3 separate regions of the Homo sapiens genome follow, and regions 1 and 2 are each linked to region 3. A link is a contact called in ENCODE Hi-C or POLR2A ChIA-PET data. All regions are on one chromosome and are shown on one strand. The core of a region is the stretch at or near the end of the contact, and the rest is flanking DNA. Distances in the headings are between cores, read along the strand shown. Region 1 holds the start of CSNK1G3 (casein kinase 1 gamma 3). Region 2 holds the start of CEP120 (centrosomal protein 120). Region 3 holds the start of PPIC (peptidylprolyl isomerase C).

What was found. A loop is a pair of places that touch in the nucleus more often than their neighbours do. ChIA-PET counts read pairs that join two places held with the same protein, here RNA polymerase II (POLR2A). Pooled maps may share reads with other maps.
Region 1: a loop to region 3 is called in a map of ascending aorta, with 7 times the contacts of the local background. The contact joins the promoter of CSNK1G3 here to the promoter of PPIC in region 3. A Hi-C loop is called at or near these places in 3 of 168 maps with a recorded cell type or tissue (ascending aorta, endothelial cell of umbilical vein and gastrocnemius medialis) and 10 of 50 pooled maps.
Region 2: a loop to region 3 is called in a map of gastrocnemius medialis, with 11 times the contacts of the local background. The contact joins the promoter of CEP120 here to the promoter of PPIC in region 3. A Hi-C loop is called at or near these places in 3 of 168 maps with a recorded cell type or tissue (chondrocyte, gastrocnemius medialis and sigmoid colon), 1 of 37 single-sample maps with no recorded cell type and 14 of 50 pooled maps. POLR2A ChIA-PET finds 5 or more read pairs at or near these places in 1 of 52 experiments (A549).

The regions. Positions count from the first base shown.
Region 1 is chr5:123,510,880-123,515,348 of GRCh38, reverse strand. It overlaps CSNK1G3 (casein kinase 1 gamma 3), which reads right to left and starts at 3,172. Exons shown (of 14, transcript NM_001364140.2): 1 at 2,779-3,172. RefSeq lists enhancers at 1,851-2,000, 3,031-3,240, 3,401-3,460 and silencers at 2,521-2,590, 2,761-2,850.
Region 2 is chr5:123,420,836-123,425,204 of GRCh38, reverse strand. CEP120 (centrosomal protein 120) reads left to right here and starts at 1,802. Exons shown (of 20, transcript NM_001375405.1): 1 at 1,802-2,255. The coding sequence starts at 2,207. RefSeq lists a silencer at 2,102-2,261 and an enhancer at 1,591-2,536.
Region 3 is chr5:123,034,653-123,039,478 of GRCh38, reverse strand. PPIC (peptidylprolyl isomerase C) reads left to right here and starts at 2,754. Exons shown (of 5, transcript NM_000943.5): 1 at 2,754-2,970. The coding sequence starts at 2,854. PPIC-AS1 (PPIC antisense RNA 1) reads right to left here and starts at 3,557. Exons shown (of 2, transcript XR_001742868.2): 1 at 3,191-3,557. RefSeq lists silencers at 2,528-2,577, 3,886-4,058.

The sequences.
Region 1 (4,469 bases), core at 1,923-4,422, 480 kb before region 3:
ATTCCTTCTATTTAATTTGACACATCCTTTTGGGAAGCCCTTTGGAACAAAACAACCGCTTGTTCCATTCTGAAAAACATCTGAAACAATAAACTATACCAGAATAAGTCTACTCCCAGCATGGAGAGGATTACAGGATGGATCAGAGGAGACACAGAGAAGTAACTGGAGAGCTTCTCATTTCTTCCTGAGTCACATTTTTACAGTCTGGATTGATTTCATGTATAACCAATTACTAGATTACCAGACACACCCATATTTAAATGCAAATAAAGAAATTTAACGAAACTATATATAGATTGTTTTGGATTATATACTTTTCTGCTTTCCTTCAGTAGTGCCAATGATAGAAAATTGACTATTTTATTATAACTTGTTTCCTTAAACTTACTATCGTTATTTGCCTACCTACTGTCAGCCTACGATCTGTACATTTGGACCTTCATGCCTCAAACTGACTCATCTTTAAATACAAGCTGAACTTCCATGGCCTGATCTCCACCTACTTTCATAGCTTCTCCCACAAAGACCTCCTGGCAAAACAGCCTTATGTCCAGTTCAACAAGCCCTATAACACAATCACATGCCTTTCCTCAGGCTGTTCCCTTCACCGAGAAAACTACCCCCACCATCACCCCCTCAGTCCCCATTTTGCCTATTAAACTATGTTAAGGCCCAGATGGAGTGTTACCAGCTCTACATCCATTCAAAATTTCCCAGTCAAAAATTAGTATCTCACACACACACACCCCATGCTTCCAATACACCTCCAACAAAACCCACAGGAATCTGTGAATTACCTCTGTGTATGTCTGCTTCTCCCTTGAAGGCAGTACTGAGTCTCATTCATCTTCATATTCTACCCACTGTTCCATCCTTGCCACAGAGTAAAGGTGGTCCTGGTTGAATTAAACTATTCCTTGATTCCACTAATTCCAGTCCTTTATTTTCAAGGAAGTAATAAATGCCTTTCATGTACTGAAGATTTTGTTAATATATTGTAAATGCTTGCTAAATCTAATGATGAAAATGTCAATAATTACATAACACACTAATGTTTAAGCTGATGAATGGCAGAAGGGGGTGGATGACTATAATAAATCATCAGTAAAGACAATCGTTTCTCAAGATCCCCAAAAAAATGTCATTCATAACAACATTAAAATTAACCTTTCTGTCTCCCATTTCAATAATTACTTCTATTTAATGCATATTCAGAAATGCCAGTTCACATAAAGCAGAAGTGTCTGTACATTCTGCTAAGAATGTATGTCAAAGCCACACAATGTATTTGATAACATCTTTCTTCCAATGTCCATAAAGGTAATTTTTATCTTTTATCTTTTGTGCAACTATAAAGGTTAACTATACAAAAGAATAAGACAATTTATCCTAAGATACAACTGGAGCAAAGTTTGTAAATAATTACAAAATACACTAAGTACAGCTCAAAAAAAAAGAAAGCTATTAATGTCACACACCAGATCTGATTTTTTTGGTGAAAAATATTTTCTTAAACTAGTTTCACATCTAATTCCACATTATTCTCACAATTTCTGTAATGTTTTTCTTCTAAATTTACCGGGAAAGCCAATATTCTTCAAAGAAACATCTTTAAAAAGAAACATCTTTAAAAAGTATATACTTTTCATTTTATATCCCATCTTAGATATAGTTTGCCATCTCTCATATCTGTGGCCAAATGTCATTTGAATCGGACTAAGTAATTGCAAAAAGTAAAATAATGACTTATTTTCTTAATTCATTAAAAATAAGTACATTTTTAATTCTCTAATTTAAAGTAAATATTTTAATAGAAGATTTAAAAGGAGCCACTGACCAGCCTGGGTGCTTACTACAAAAGAGTTGAAAGTAATTCACACAGTGTATCAACAGTAGCTGTCTCCCACACACACAGGCACACTCACTCTCTCCCCCATCTGAACTTTTCCTCCCTAAAACATGAGGTGGGAGAAGGGGAATGACCATGACACAGGCCTCACTACCCCCACCCCACGAGTAGACACACATCTCCCTCCTCATCCTGCTGAAAAGAAATGTGGAGGCTGTGGACCAAGAGACCCGATGCTTCTCAGTGTCACTTCCCCTGCATGTGGGATAAACAAACAAACCGGCACCATGAGAGTAACCATCAGAGTGATTTTGCTAACCTTTGACTAATGTCTTGGTTAAGTTTTGAGCTGAGTCAAAGCTCTAAGAAACAGGTAAATCCCTGTGTCCCCCCACCCAACCCCTTAAACACTCCAACGGGAAGTTTATCCCTGAGCTGAACGCTGGCCCCCGTCGCCTCCTCCCAGCCTATCCATGCCTCCTTCCTGCCTGAAGCCCCTACTCCAAAGGTAATTGTCTGGACACAGTCAAGGAGCACCGTGGGCGACACTCCCCACCTCCCAATCTCTCCTAAGGAAGCCCCCGCCGGCCCAGTTGGCCCACCTCCCTCGCCGCCCCAGTCGCGCCGCACCACTCCGGCAACTTTTGCACCCAGCCCGACCCGCCACCCGCGGCCCCCGCTGCCCCCTAGCCCTCCGCGCCCTCAGCCTCCGACCGCGGCCCCCTCCTGCCCACGCCTCCGGGCCACCCGCCATGGTCCTCGCCCACCCCTCCCCCGACACCCGCGCCTGCGGCGCCGCCCCCGCCGCACCCCACCCCACCCGCCCGGGACCCCAGCCCCACCCGGGAGGGAGGGCGCCGCGGCCGCGCCGAGGCAGCCGCCGGGCCGGGGCTGGCAGCGGAGCACCTACGCGCAGGGGGCTTTACCTCAAAGGCGCGGCCGCGAGCAGAGGGGTCGGTCCCGGGCGCGGGCGGCGCCCCCAGTCCGTCAGCGCCGGCGGGGGCAGCGGCGGCGGCACATCACACCCGCCGGCGGCCGGAGGAGGAAAGCGAGCCACGCAGGGAGCGAGCGAGCGAGCGAGCGAGGTAGGGGGGAAGGAGCGAGAGAGAGAGGTAACGCAGCGCTGCTCGGATTCGGTCCCTGCACTGCCGCTGGTGCCTCCTACCGCCGCCGCTGGCCGGAGAGTCGCCGCCCGAGCCTCTGCTGTCGCCACCGATGCAGCCCGGAATGAATGCACAGCAGCGCCTCGCTTATCCGGAGGTCAAACATCCTTCTGCCTCGGGCATCCGGATCGACGCCGGACCCGGAAGTGAACACATGGAAAAAAAATTAAAAAGGAAAGCGTCTGTTTAGCGGCGGCGGCCCCCAAGCTGCCCGCATCAGCGAAAACAGCCGAGTAGAGCCGAAGATTGCACCAACCTTCTTGGATTGGTCGGATCGCCGACCGGAAAGGAGACGGCGCGGTCATTGGCTGGCAAGGTGTATAAAGCCTAAGCCGCGCCCTATCCCCGTCTTTCTAGAGCCGTGCGTGAGGGAAAGTGGGGAGAGGCTGTGGATACGAGTGTTTCTCTGGATGAAGCAGTGGGCGGAGAAGCATAGCAAAGTCTACGCAGAGAACTGGAAGAGAACACCACCATGCTTTAGGAGAGCTACTAAGAACTGAGTGAGCAAAGAGCCTTAAGGGTACCATTGTGCCAAGTCAGGGTGCTGAGGCTTTCCCTGTTGTGCTCAGCCCGCCAGGTTCCAAAAAAATCTTAGGGCCCGGCCTAGGAGTATGACATCACTGGGTTGACATTTTTCCCCGCTTGTTTGTAACCCCAGTGCCATATCAGGGCTCCAACTGCTTAGAAATGTGAATTATGGCTCACATTTGCGTCTCATTTGCTGTTTGTAAGCTGAGGTAATCCTCTGAACTATATAGTGTGGCATTACCTGTTTTTCAAATTCACCTCCCAAAGTTCTGAGAAGCCAAACATCACCCAAGTTATCAAGTTGCAGCGCACAAACTGAAATCGGTGTTTCTGACTCACACTTAAGTCCACTCTGCCTACATAGAAAGACTGCATTCCTTTCATTTTCCCTCTTGCAGTTGCTTCCCTGGGATGGAGATAAGTCATTTTGGTAGACTTCTATGGAAATTGATCCACCATGAAGGCATGGAAACTATAATTTTTTAAAATTGTGATTCTTATGTCTCAAGTCCTTTCAAAAGTTAGGCATTAAGGTGTGCAGGAAGAAGAATCAGCCTGGTGCCATGTTTTTTAAATGTTCATTTTATCAAACCCGTTTATATTCTTAATATACTTACTGTATCAAGAAACTTGAGTCTTGTGTATCTCTATCTCTCCTGTCTACCTCTCAAAACGAAAAGACTAATGAAACAAATGCACTCCTTCATTTTCCTCCCTGCTTTGCTAGATTAACGGTATAGCTAATGTGTTACCTTTGGAAGGGTAGTTAGTATAGAAATCTGTTTTTGATTTTGGTTTGTAATACAACAGTGCCTTTTTTTTAAACCTCTCTTCTCACTTCTTCCCCAAACTGGAAGTTAAGAAGTGACTAGCATCACCAGCCTTAGAAGGGTAGTGATAAGAGCTTTGCTCCATGCTTACCACAC
Region 2 (4,369 bases), core at 553-3,052, 390 kb before region 3:
TTTAAGATTCTTTAAGAAGTCGTTATCTTTTTTTTTTTTTTTTTTTTTGAGACTGAGTCTTTCTCTGTGGCCCAGGCTGGAGCGCTGTGGCATGATACCGGCTCACTGCAACCTCTGCCTCATGATTTCAAGCGATTCTCGTGCCTCAGCCTTCTCGTGCTTCAGCCTCCCAAGTAGCTGGGATTTCTGGCTTGCGCTACCACGTCTGGCTAATTTTTGTATTTTTAGTAGAGACGGAGTTCTGCTATGTTGGCCAGGTTGGTCTCGAACTCCTGACTCAAGTGATCCGCCCACCTCAGCCTCCCAAAGTGCTGGGATTACAGATGTGAGCCACTACCACACCTGGCCAAAAAGTCTTCATCTTTTAGAAGTACGTATCCAAAAAGATGAATTGATGTGATGTTGGGGATTTCTTTAAAAATAACACAACAGATGAAGATGATTGGTCTTAAGTTGATAATCGTTGAAGCTGGGGTCTGGGTAACTGGGGGTTCATTATATCATTCTGCTTTCTTTAAAGTATGTTTGACATCTTCCACAAAAATAATGCATTGTTCAATGATGAATCCAAAGTAGATCATTACTTTGATTTTACATTGAATAGTGCTTCATTTTAAGAATGCCTGTGATAGGACCTGAAAGGGCCTTAGAAGTAATTAGTCCAATCTCTACATATTCCTCCTTTTCTTTTGGGCAGAAAGCAAAGAAGGAAGAATAAAGAAGAGGAAGAAGAAAACAATAGTGATATTATATTATTTGCTCTCAAAATAACTTCTAAATTTCCAAAACAAGGAAGCAATAGAAGAAAAAGAAAACAGCGAGATATTATATTTGCTCTCAAAACAACTTCTCAATTTACAAAACCAGAAAGTAATAGGAGAAGCCGCACTTATGTCCACTACCTAGTGCTATCTCTGCAGCTTTATTTTATTATGATTTACTTTTGTTTTCCGAAGCAGAATTTTTCCCAAACTTAATAGTGTCCACGATCGCTCCAACCAATTCGGTTATTTAAGTTTCAAGCTAGATAACCTCCAAAAGAACTTTGCCTTTGACTTGAATACATGCTTCTTGCAATTTGAGTAGTGTTTAGGAGGCCGTTCCCTTTACAAGTCTTGAACCGTTTCTTAAATCTGAATTTGGGAGACGTTAAGGGGAAAGGGTCGGCAGACAGCACCTCAATGCCTTGTTTATTTTTGGTTTTGAGTTTGCTAATAACTTTGTCATCGGGGGTGGAAGAACCTTTATATTTCATTGCCCACGTGACAGTGTTTTTGTTTTAGGGGTAATTTCTAAGGGACAGGAAATTCTCGGGGAGTTTACGTCAGCTTTAACAAGTACAGTAATTACCGTATTGAAGCTACTTGTTTTCAAAGGTCGGAAATTTGAGGTGCCGCGTGAGCACGATTTAGGGACTTTAGAGTTTAGATTTAAGTCATTATTTTTTTGTGATTTAATTTTTTAAGCAGTGTTGACACTGGGTACGTCAACTAAGCTAGGTTTTTTTGTTTTTTTAATCCCCACTAATATAACTCTCAGGTTGTGGCTGAAGCATAAAGCAGGTAATACGCTACACTCACGCTCCTTAAAGGCTACGCAGCTTCAGGAAGCGTTTACAGCAGTAGTGCGCTTGCGCAGCTGGTCCCACACCAAGTCGCCCGCCTCTCCTCGTCCGGCTAGCAGAGGGCGCTGTGAGGTAATGAAGGCGTCCTCCTTAGGGCTCTGGAACAGAGCGTAAAAGGGCGGGAGGCGAAGCTCGCTGACGGGCGTTCTAGCCTTGACTGCTCTGTCTCTATCACCCGTTGTCCTCCAACCTCCCCTGGGCACTGGGCCTGCGGGCCTGGTTGCTAGGCGGAAGCTGGGCGCGGCGGCGGCCGCTGCGGCCGCCCGGGCGTTTGAAAAGCGGCTACGCAGGCGGCAAAAGGTCCTCGGGTGGCGGGCTTGTCTCTGCTTGCAGACTGGCAGGGCTGCAGCGTGGCTTTTTCCTTGAGTCGGGGCACAGTTAGGATCTGGGCTGGCGGCCCGAGGCAGAGGAGCCGGGCGCGCTGCAGCAGACGGCGGTGGGACCTGGCTGCGGAGCGGGGTCCGGGCATCAGGGACCGGGGGCGGGCAGTGGGGGTCCCGCCGGGGGTCCCGGATTACCCGCGACTCAACTGGACCTCACTTCCCCCCAGCCGCCTTCGCCCCCGGACCGCTCACCGCAACCATGGTCTCCAAATCCGACCAATTGCTCATCGTCGTGTCCATCCTAGAAGGTGAGCAGCCTGAGGCTTGCTTTTGCAACTGCTGCCTCCCGAGTTTTAAAAGCTTAGTGTGGGACCGAGGCCTTGTTAACCTTAAGAACCCTGTCATCTGTGCTTTTGTGGTCCCCACAGACTTGTTCAAAGTTGTACGTAGTGAGGTCTGTTAGGCAATTGATTTAAAAATCTCTCCAGGGATATGAGCGCTATTAGGGATAAGTGATATTTAGCGTGACTAGCCGTAGCCCCAGAGAATCTAGAGAAAACGATTTTCATCCAAAGCAGCACGTCGATGGCTTTTATATATGAGCTGAACGTGGTCCTGAGAAGCGCGTTCTGATCAGCGGTTCCCAATAATAGCACTTGTAAGAGCTTTGACTTGAATACAGGCTTCCTGCGATTCCAGAAGTGTTCCGGAGGCAATTCCCTTTACACGTCTTGCTGGAGGACTCAGGGGACTACAGTTCTTAAGAGGGTGTATTATACATTCCTTAAAAGGTGTGTTTTGGATGAATGACATTGGTTTATTGGGACTCATTGAGTGTCAGACACTGTGCTGGGAATGTAAGAATGAAACAGTCCTGATTCTAAAAAGCTAAGGATGTAGCAAGGAGAGTGTGTCAGCAAATAATTCATCAGGATGTGGAAGACCCTAATGAATGACCACCTCTGTCTAAGGAAACTGCGGAAGTTTCACTAGAGGAGGTGGCATTTTTTGGGGTCCTACAGATGATTAGGAATTTGTCAGGTGAAAAAAGGAAGGGCATTCCAGGCAAAGAGAAGAGCAGGGAGCACTTAAAGTATGGAAAAGCAAGACACGTTTTGCCTTGCTTAATTAAATTCACTCAGTAAACATTGGTTAAATTCAGTGTGGTTGGAGAACAGATTTGCAAGAAAGTGGAGGGCATAGGAGATAACAGGTGAATTGAGGACACTTTACGAATAGTATGTTAAGAAGGAGTCATCTTGAGCCAGAGCAGAAGCCTGGCTGCATTTTTTCCCCCATGGGAGAGTGTTTTATAAAGGCCTGGCACTGTGTGAGGGATGAGAGCAAAGGAAACATTGTAATCCTAATCTTTGAATTTTGGAACAAGAGACTGACCAGAAAAGCCATAAAGATTTGGAGCACTATTAACTGTTAGTTTACTTATTGTTTAAAAACATAGGACTGAAATAACCTTAAAATTTGGTTAACAACAGTTTTTAGACTTATAACTGACCATGCTATGAGGAAACAAATACCTCCATTCCCTCCAAGGATGTAGAGGTCTGTCCACGTGGGGAGATCACAGGACACAATATGTTGGGGTATAATATTTAAAATATGTGATATGTACTGTAAATATAGGTTTGAGGGTAGGGTGGGTGGGATGGCTGAAGTTCTTTAAATAATAAGTGAGCTTTAGATATGTGACAATAGAATTCTATGGACAACCCAGGCCAGTCTGACAACCCAGGACATAAATGCAATTCATTTGGGGAAGCTAGTTTTAGAGCAGCAGAAAATGAGGTCCTGAGAGAGGCCTGTTAGTGCTAATTGGGAGAGCTGTGCGATGTGTGTTAATATTCCTAATACAGAGTTTCAAGTGAGAGCCTCAGGCTTAAACTCAAAAGGTTAGCAGTCAAGGTCTTTCTGACCAGCTTGATTCCCAACCAAGTAGCTTGTGCCGGGGTGAGCATGGTGGGTGGAACATTGAAAAGATCAGCAAGATGACCAGGGTAGAGGAAGGTGAATATTTAGAAATGTCATGGTAAGAAATGAGCTTGTACAACTGGAGCGAATAGGCCTCAGAGGATCTTGAAAGCCAGTTTAGAATTAATGTTCCAAGAAATAGGTTGGCAGCATATATTCCTAAATAGAATGCTTTTCTTGAGTTCAGTTTAGTAGCAGTGTGCAAGGAAGAGAACCTGGAGTCAAGGATGTCTGTTAGGTTGTTTCCACAAACATACCCAAAACTAGCATGTGGTCCTCCCTCCAAACTATTCTTCTCTCTTGTTCGTACTGTATTTCCATTCATCATAACCATGCTGTTGCCTTAAGCCAAGAACCAAGGAGTCATCCTCAGCCTGGATTCACTCTCCATTTCTAACTTCCAAATGGTCATCAAGTATAATTGATTTTATTTTCT
Region 3 (4,826 bases), core at 1,505-4,004:
GACTTCAATATATCTTTTTGGAGGATAATTCAGTCTACAATACAAGGACTCCCACTGTTGCCACTTCCTTTTGTACTGCAGATCCCAGCCAGTGTAAAAAGGCCAAAAAAGAAATACAAAATGTAAAGATTAGAAAAGAAGAAATAAAACTGTCATTATTCATGGATGACATAATTGTCTATGGAGAAAATCCTAAACAATTCACAGATAAATTATTAGAATATGTTTAACAAGGTTGGTATATACAAAGTTAATATATAAATTAATTTTACTACAATACATGACAATAGCATAAAAAAACACTTAGAAATCAAACTAATAAAATACGTGTAAGACCTCTGGGCAGAAAGCTATAAAATCTTATTGAGAGAAACCAAAGAAGACTTAAATATGCTATGTTCATGAATTAGAAGACTCAATATTGTAAATTTGCCAAGTCTTAAATGGTCTACAGATGCAGTGCAATCCCCATCAAAATCTCAGTGTGTGGAAACTGACAGGCTGATTCTCAAGTTATATGGACATGGAAAAGCTCAAGAACAGCCAAGAATTTGTTGAACAAAGCTAAGAGGGTATGTATTACTGAATATGAAGAGTTATTATAAAGCTATTTTAATGAAGACAATGTAGTATTGGCACAAAGACAGACAAATAGGCCAATGGGACAGATAGGGTGCCCACAAACACACCTATGCATACATGGGCACTTGCTCTGTGACAGAAGAACAGTATGGAGCGGTGAGTTAAAGGGGAGAATTTTCAATAAACTGTACTGAAATAAATGAATATTCTTATGAAAAAAATGAATTTGCTTCCTACTTTGTATTAGCCACCAAAATAGTTATATGCAAAAATATAGATGAATTTCACAAAAATTTAAGCAAAAAGAAATACATACGGTAATACCCTATTCAAATAAAATTAAAACAAAATTAAACTATAGTACAAGAAAAGTCAGGATTGCAGTTAATTTGGGCAGAAAAAAGTGTTTGTAACTGGCAGAGGGTATAAGAGGAGTTTCTAGGGAGCTGGGAAAGATTTCATTTCTTTGCCTAGAGGGTGAGATGGTGGTAGCATAAAAAGTAGTTGGACACATTCATTCATTCAACAAATAGTTATTGAGAAATCACTATATATCAGGCATTGCACTAGATCTGGGTCATCAAAGGGGAATAAATATAGGCCTGATCCCTGCCCTGGCCCTGCTTACTTCTGATAGCAGACAGACAAAAACAATTAATGAACACAGATAAATATATACAATCACCTCACAGTCACCTCGTAGGGTAAGTGCTCTGAGAGATACCCTTGTCTTGCTACACAAGGGGGACTCTTTCCTTATTGGGGGTGGGGATGAAGAGGAAAGCCATTAGGTCTTTCACTGGACTGAATCATAAAAATAGCTCAGAATTGCATTTCTCCTTTTTCTCACCCCAAAGAAGTAGTGGTTACTCCTTTTATCTCTAATGGTTCCAATGTCATTTTAGATCTACACTTAGGTACACCTAGGAATCCCATCTGACATTTAGAAATTCCATCTCTTAATCCGAGGAAAATCTTGGCTTGAAAGTAATGGCACCAGCCCCTTAAAATGGCACCTATGTGCGAATACCACTAATTTTTAGTTAATTTTAGGGCTGTTACTCTAAAACAAAAAAGTTCTTTTGAAATTCTAATTCAAAAAGCAATGAGTTTTAAAATAACCCTTTCCATGTTATAAAATACTTATATGCTCATTGTAGAACATCTGGGAAATCAGAAAACTGTAAAAAAAATTTTTTTAAACCCTCAAAAATCCATAAGTCTATCAATAGCTATCAATTCTATCTATAGCTACTGTAAACGTTGTGGTACATCTCTTTCAATATTTAAGTGCCTTGATATATTTATTTTCACGGTTGAGATCAGAATTTGTGGTTTTGCAACCCGAATTTTCCATTTAAAAATATAATAAGAACTTACTTCCCCAGTCATTAATCTTCCTAAACATAATTCTTAAGTTTGTAAAAAATCCATCCTACAGATACACCTAAAAGTCAGTTTATTTACTTTGTTTCCCCAGGAAAGAATCCTACATGACCATGGTTCTGGGCCTGTGTAAGTGCTGCCTTGTGAACAGTGTAGATAAGATCACAGAATCATCCTCCAAATAAAGTACTTAAAGCCAATGTAAAAGTTTTTCGAAGGCAAAGGGGCACTGTGAATCCAGCATTTTCCAGTGTTCCCTAGACGTGAATCATCTCAAAGAGAGGCCATTATTCGAGTGCAACAGGGCTCCACGCCTCCAGCGATGTCAAAGTTCTGCTAAGCGTCCAAAACCTAGCAAAAGGTTCCAATGGGCCATTGGAACTCGGCGGCCGCGGCGGAGGCTGCTCCCAAGGCGGCAGCAATCACACCGGGACCGGCTGCAGAGTTCCCAGTCCCGCGGAGCGCTAGCTGCCGGGCGGACGCGGAAGCCCGAGAGTCCTGGTCTTCCCGTCCAAGTTTAATCCGCGCCTACGCGGTAAATTCCTGGAGGTGCTCCCAGCCTAGCCCGCTGCGCCCGGCTCCGCGCCTGGGCAACCCGGGCTCCCTCCCGTCCCTGGCGCCCTCCGCACCCGCCTAAGGCGCGGCGGTCGAGCCCTGGCTGCGCCCTGTGGGCGCGCTCCTCCGAATCCCAAGTTCGGGTCGCGAGTCTGAACTTGGGAGGAACGCGCCCCGGGTCCCCGCCCTTCCCGGACTGCCCGATCCCCATCCCCCGCAACCGGGAGCGCGCAGGCGCAGCCGGCCGGCAGTCCCGTCAGCTGTCCCAGAGCCTGTGTCGCGCCCGTGCCGGTAGCGCCCGTGCCGGTAGCGCCGCTGCCACCGCTCACCATGGGCCCGGGTCCTCGGCTGCTGCTACCTCTCGTGCTTTGCGTGGGGCTCGGCGCACTTGTGTTTTCTTCGGGGGCCGAGGGCTTCCGCAAGCGAGGCCCCTCGGTGACGGCCAAGGTGACCGAGAGCGGCGGGCTGCAACTTCCCCTGTTGCGGGCGGGGCCCTGGGGGCGCTTTGGATACTGGGACCTCGGTGTCAGGGCGGGCGAGGTGGAGGCTTCCCGGGCGCAGGGGGACTGGAGGCGGCCGCGGGACTGGGTGGGAGGGGGCTGCTCGCGTGCTGGGAGGCCGGCGCTCCGGGGGAGACCCTGGGGGAGCTGGGCTGAGGCCAGCCTACCTCCGCCGCAGTCTGCTTGGACTTCTTGTCCCGGGTCGGTAGTCCGAGGTGACCAGCCTGGGGGTAGGAGAGGCTTCCGGAACCGGCGGGCCCGTTCTCCAGGAAAGAGACTGCCCAAGTACTTCCTTCAGCGTGGCCTGGGCTCGGGAGCAGAACGAGAGGAATGCGGGGAGGGGGGCGGGACCCGCACAGGAGAGGCGCTCGGAGCCCAGGGCTTGCAGCCGCCCGCCCGCTGCGTGGTCTCCACGCTGGCCGCGGTGGCTTCAGGCAGGCATTAAAGCGCCTGGTTCAGATGAGAGACTACCCTCCGCCTCTTTTGGGGAACCGTCGTCCTTCCCGGGAAGGGGAGGTGCGCCTTCAACTTCGGCGGGCGGGCGGCCCCTGCTGTGGGCTACGCGAGGCCGGGCGAAGGCGGCACCTGTAGACCTGGGGCAGCCTCCACTGCGGGGAAAGGGGGCGGGGGGCTGCCAGAAAGTGCGTCTTTAAGGCTTCCTCGTACTTAACTCCGCTTCAGTTCTTTTTTCAGCGTATTTAACCAAGGGTAGACGATAATGGGAGAATGCAGGGAGAGGGAGGGGATAATTTGGTGCCCATGATCACCACTTCTAGAAAACCCACTGGCAATAGTGTCTTCGAAGCTGAAGCTGGAGGGGGCGGGCTGCAGCTGAAAGTGGTCTTCATCAGTCTGGGGTTTGTCAATGGAAACGATACTAATCAACGAGTAGAATGCTTACATCCTCGACCGCAGACGCCACCTGAGGACGGGGAGGACTAGGGGGTGGGGAGGAGGAGGTCCAGCTCAGCATCTGATGTCGCAGAAAGGCCGTGCCACGTTGTGGGCGGGGCTGATAAACAGCCTGATGGTTTCGAGAAGCTCTGATCTTACTCCCAGCCTCTTGATCTTGTAGGCATGTCTAACTTTGGGAAATGGTTTGTGCAAGGCCACAGAGCTGAACGGGGTCTCTTGGGATAAAGCCATAAACATAAAATTCGCACAATTATGAAATGTTGGAGGAAATAAACTGTAATATACTTTGGGTGACATTTAAAAATAGCTGAAAAATGAGAAAAACCAGCGCAGAGAAGACTAAGGAGGCAAAGGGAACTGCATATGCATAGGTCCTCAAACAGGAAAGCCCTCCCTGCATTCAGAGGATGTGGAGAGGACGGAATGGCTTCAGCACAGAATGAGAGGTGACTTGAGATGAGGTTGGAGGGGTGAGCAGCAGCGGAATCACACAGGGCCTTAGAGGCTGCAGGTAGGCATGCGGGTATTGAGGCAATTCTTAAAATTTGAAGTGTTATTCTGCAGTCAGAGCCACTGAAGGGTTTTAAGCATAAGAATGGCATGATCTCAATATATACTCGAGAAATTTATGTGGTCACTCAGTGGAGAGTGAAATGGGAGGTCATTCAGGGCACCATGCCAGAGTCCAGATGGTGGCTTGGATTAGGGTGGTAATCATTGAAATGGGGAGCAAGGGAAGGACTTGAAATAGATTTTGGAGATATAACTAACAGGAGTTGCTGACGGTTTAGAAAGGGGGCGAGGGAGAGGGAATAGGATTGCCAAATAAAATACAGGATGCCCAGTTAGATGTGAATATCAGATTAACAATGAATAAATGTTTTTAGT